Regions from separate parts of the Homo sapiens genome. Here region 1 is linked to region 2. A link is an interaction called in ENCODE POLR2A ChIA-PET data of the cell type or tissue named here. Cell type or tissue: B cell. All regions are shown on one strand.

Evidence for each region. Peaks named below come from ENCODE experiments on the same cell type or tissue, not always from the same donor. Only the 100,000 strongest peaks of a DNase experiment are listed, where the experiment ranks them.
Region 1: POLR2A ChIA-PET joins it to region 2 with 9 read pairs; 2 of 35 experiments call an interaction of 5 or more read pairs at or near these places.

Annotation. Positions count from the first base shown.
Region 1 is chr12:124,339,671-124,342,170 of GRCh38, reverse strand. NCOR2 (nuclear receptor corepressor 2) reads left to right here. Exons shown (of 49, transcript NM_006312.6): 36 at 97-348; 37 at 1,420-1,569; 38 at 1,728-1,877; 39 at 1,967-2,165. Among named protein-coding and RNA genes, the nearest start is that of MIR6880, 3.7 kb to the right of the region's middle. In B cell, no CTCF peak of the experiment used is centred here; no DNase peak of the experiment used is centred here.
Region 2 is chr12:124,550,749-124,553,248 of GRCh38, reverse strand. The region is part of intron 1 of NCOR2 (nuclear receptor corepressor 2); the gene reads left to right. Among named protein-coding and RNA genes, the nearest start is that of NCOR2, 16 kb to the left of the region's middle. RefSeq lists enhancers at 1,292-1,586, 1,170-1,988 and a silencer at 1,772-2,066. In B cell, no CTCF peak of the experiment used is centred here; DNase peaks (open chromatin) are centred at 1,448 and 2,434; H3K4me3 peaks cover 574 bases; H3K27ac peaks cover 2,133 bases.

The DNA of each region.
Region 1 (2,500 bases), 210 kb after region 2:
GTCCGGGTGCAGAAGTAGGGGGCATCCAGACAGGTGGAGCGACACCATCAGGCCTAGGTATGGCTGGCCTCACATGAGCTCCCCTCTGCCCCGCAGCCGCTGCCTACTACCTGCCCCGACACCTGGCCCCCAACCCCACCTACCCGCACCTGTACCCACCCTACCTCATCCGCGGCTACCCCGACACGGCGGCGCTGGAGAACCGGCAGACCATCATCAATGACTACATCACCTCGCAGCAGATGCACCACAACGCGGCCACCGCCATGGCCCAGCGAGCTGATATGCTGAGGGGCCTCTCGCCCCGCGAGTCCTCGCTGGCACTCAACTACGCTGCGGGTCCCCGAGGTGAGTGGGTGGGCAGACCACCTCCGCTGGGTTTGGCCTTATTCCCAAAGGACATGGGCGTGCCCCTGTGGCCTCGCGGAGGCAGCTAGACCTGGTCACCTTGTGGGTCACCTTGTGTGAACGGACCTGAGTGGGTGGCCTGGGGTTGTGCGTGCTGTGGGTGCTGGTTGGCATCTGGTAGGTGAGTGCACAGCGTGTGGCTCCTGGCTGCATCCTCAGTGGGTGTGCGTGCATCTGTGTATACTCTTAGGATACAGGGGCCTCAGGAGTTTAAAGATCAAAATGTGGCCGGGCACAGTGGCTCATGCCTGTAATCCCAGCACTTGGGGAGGGCGAGGCAGGTGGATAACAAGGTCAGAAGTTCGAGACCAGTCTGACCAACATGGTGAAACCCGTCTCTCCTAAAAATACAAAAATTAGCCAGGCATGGTGATGCGCACCTGTAGTCCCAGCTACTCACTAGGCTGAGGCAAGAGAATCACTTGAACCCAGGAGGTGGAGGTTACAGTGAGTGGAGATTTTACCATTGCACTCCAGCCTGGGCAACAGGGCAAGACTGTGTCTCGAAAAAAAAAAAAAGATGAAAATGTGAGGCTGTTTGGAGTTTGTTCCTTTGCCTTGTAAACAGCCCACAGCTGCTTTGCGTGCACACGTTCCAGGGCCATCCTCAGAAATGCTTCTGGAATAACCAAGTTCTAGCTGGGGCTCAGCTGGAAAAGCTGAAGTCACACTTAAGTATTTTGAACAGTGAGGATTGAATACAGGGAATGGATTGTGTAGGCGTCAGAGGCTGAAGGGGCACAGAGGGCCTGAGATGGGAACCAGTGAGGGCAGCTGCAGGAGATGCCCCGGCTCGGGCTTGGGAGCAGAAGAGGAGGTGGTACCGAGAGAACCTGAGCATTCAGAAAAGGGTTCCATGGCTGGTGCTGGGAGCCGAGGAGGGAGTGCCTGCCACCAGCTCTGCTGGCTCCAGGAGTGTGTGCCGTGCTCTCCAGGAGGGTGATCTGGCCGGTGGGCAGCCTGGCCTCTCTCCTCCCTGTGGCTACAGCCCTGGCCCAACACCTCCCGCAGGCATCATCGACCTGTCCCAAGTGCCACACCTGCCTGTGCTCGTGCCCCCGACACCAGGCACCCCAGCCACCGCCATGGACCGCCTTGCCTACCTCCCCACCGCGCCCCAGCCCTTCAGCAGCCGCCACAGCAGCTCCCCACTCTCCCCAGGTAGCGCCACTGCCCAGTCTGGGGTGGGGACCCCGGCATCCATGGGAGGCGGCTGGGGGATGGGCGGGCAGAAGCCCTGCTCTCTTTCCCACCCCAGAAGACAAAGCCAGGCTCTTCTTCGGCCCTGGGGCTGAGTCTCTGGCCTTTGGGTTTCCTAGGAGGTCCAACACACTTGACAAAACCAACCACCACGTCCTCGTCCGAGCGGGAGCGAGACCGGGATCGAGAGCGGGACCGGGATCGGGAGCGGGAAAAGTCCATCCTCACGTCCACCACGACGGTGGAGCACGCACCCATCTGGAGACCTGGTAGGGCATCAGAGCCCCCACCCCCCGCTCCGGGACTCCTTGTGGGCCGCAAGAGGCCTCCCCCTGCTGATGCCACTGACTGTCACCAGGTACAGAGCAGAGCAGCGGCAGCAGCGGCGGGGGTGGGGGCAGCAGCAGCCGCCCCGCCTCCCACTCCCATGCCCACCAGCACTCGCCCATCTCCCCTCGGACCCAGGATGCCCTCCAGCAGAGACCCAGTGTGCTTCACAACACAGGCATGAAGGGTATCATCACCGCTGTGGAGCCCAGCACGCCCACGGTCCTGAGGTGGGCCAGGTTGGCATGGGGGAGGGGGCGGGCAGGTGGATGGGTGGTCAGTAGGAGGATGAGCAGATAAGAGGATGCTTGGTGGGAGGTATATGGGAGGTGGGTGGGTGGGCAGATGTGTGGGGGTAGAAGAATAGACTATGTGTGAGTAGTGGATGGGTGGGTGGTCGGGTTAGGTGGGTGTGTGGGTCAGTGGGAAGTTAGGTTAGCTGCGTGGGTGGATGGATGGATGGATGGGGGGGTGGTCGGGTTAGGTGGGTGGGTGGGTCAGTGGAAAGATAGATGGCTGGGTTAGCTGGTTGGATGGGTGGATGATCAGGTTTGGTAGGTAGGTG
Region 2 (2,500 bases):
GCTGGAGGTAATCACAGTGGTCTTTATAAGAAGGAGGCAGGAGGTCAGAGAGATTTGAAGATGCTGCGTTGCTGGCTTTGAGGATGGAGAAGGGGCCATTAGCCAAGGAGTGCAGGCAGCCGCTAGAAGCCATAAAGGGTGATGGACAGGTTCTCCCCTAGAGTCTCCAGACTGGATGCAGCCTACCGACACCTTGAATTTAGCTCTGTTAGATCCATTTCAGACCTTGGATCTCCAAAACTGTAAGGTAATAAACTTATGCTGGCTGGGCACGGTGGCTCACGCCTGTAATCCCCAGCACTTTGTGAGGCTGAGGTGGGAGGATCGCTTGAGGCCAGGAGTTCAAGACCAGCCTGGGGAACACAGTGGGACCCCCTGTCTCTATAAAAAACATAGAAAACTAGCTGGGCATGGTACCTGTGGTCCCAGCTAATCAGGGGACTGAGATGGGAGGGTCACTTGAGCTCTGGAGTTGGAGGCTGCAGTGAGCTGTGATCATGCCACTGCACTCCAGCCCGGGTGACCAAGTGAGACCCTGTCTCAAAAAACCAAAAAACCTCCTAACCCCCCCGAAAAAACTTGTGCTGTTTTAAGTCACCGAGTTTGTGGTCATTGTTACAGAGGATGCTTGCTGCCCCCACAGAGCCTGTGATTTCCCTGTGAACCAGCAACCGGGAACAGGGCCGTGGGTGATGTGGTCATGGAGACAATGGCTGCGTTCCTACCATTGGTGACCTTGGAATTAAGTGACCCCTCAGTTTCTTGACCTTGACCTGGGGGCTGTGGCTGAAGAGCACAGAGTGAAGAGAGAAACCTGCAAACGGTAAAGGGCTGTGCTAGTGAAAAGCAAAATGTAAAAGAAACACACAGAGGCAGAGAGACATTTGTGCTTTCTTTATTCTTTTCTCTTCTTTAGTGGTTTTTTTTTTTGAGACAGGGTCTTGCTCTGTTGCCCAAGCTGGAGTCCAGCTCCATTCGCAGCTCACTGCAGCCTCGACCTCCCAGGCTCAAGCAATCCTCCCATCTCAGCCTCCTGAGTAGCTGGGACTACAGGCACATGTCACCATGCTCTGCCAGTTGTTTTGATTTTTAGTAGAGATGAGGTGTCATTATGTTGCCCGGGCTGGTCTTGAACTCCTGAGCTCAGGAGATCCTCCTGCCTTGGCCTCCCAGAGTGCTGTGGTTACAGGTGTGAGCCACTGCACCCAGCCCCTTTTTACTTTTTCTTTTTTTTTAATCCCTTAAGTCCAGCTGGAGTACCTGGTCCCAATGGTTGACCAGAAAATAAATAAGTCCCCAGCATGTCTCATGACAAGCCACAGTTGATTTCTCCCGGCTGGGTCTCCCATGTGGGCTCTTGGAGCCGCGGCCTTTCCCAAGGGGCGGGTGTTCCGGATTCTCAGAACAGCAGGGCACATGCTGCTGCCTTCCAGCTTATTAAAAAGAGGAAGAAAACGGCCCGCGCCTCCTTCCCCCAGGCCTCTGGGCCTGCATGCAGAAACCTGAAGCCTGCAATTAAGTGAAACTCGATCCTTAGTGGGGAGAGGTTCTCCTGGGCTGCTGGAAGAGACTCCAGGTCCCAGACCCCGAGGAGGACCACTGGCTTGTCACAGACTATGTGGGGTCTTGGGGGCAAAGAGGCGGCCAGGGGAGAGAGGAGAGAGGGAGACCAGGCCGGCCGAGCCTTAGCCCAGGACACCAGACTCGGGGCTGTAAGCTAAGGTGGCTTTTGTTAAAAGAGAAAAAAATGACAGGTGACTTTCAAGTCACGGGAGCCCCCTTCCTGGAGGCCACCGCCTCTCACTGGGGCCTGGGCTTTTCCACGAGCCTCTGTGTATCGCTGCACGGCCTGGGAACCTGCCTTGTCTGTGGACACGTGGATCTGTGCGCGCTGCTCTCCTGTTTGCTACTGGGGGAGCCGTATGACTGCTAGTTTTGTAGGTCAAAAGTGGTCGAGTATTGACAGCTTTGTATATAATTCAGTGCAGTCGTTTTCTCGGCTAGACAAGCGGCAGACCTGAGTGGTTCCAGACACTTTGTTCTCATGCACCTTATCACATGACTCTGCCTCAGTTTCCTAATATGTAAAATGAGGACCTAAGCAGTCCTCACCTTCTAGGGTTGTTTTGAGAATTAGAAGGGTAATAGACACAGCATCCAGAACCGTGGCATTAGCTATCATTATTTTTATCTGTATGATTACAGGTTTTCACCATGTGCTGGTGCAAACCAGCTTTGATCCAGTTGGCTAATTTTAACTTCTTGTAGTATTTTGTCATGGGGATGTGACGTGAGCTTGGTGTGTTTCCTGGAGAAAGCTACTTGGTGCTTGCCATGGGAAGGGGCTGCCGGGGACTTTCTAGAGAGCACCTCTGGGTGCCTGGGTGCCGTGGCCAGTGGATTTGCCAGCTCTGGGCTTCTCCTGGTGATGCCAGGGGTGCTCCACGGGGGCTTTGCTGGGTCAGCCCTCTCTCCATTGAGGTGTGGGCCCCCCTGCCAG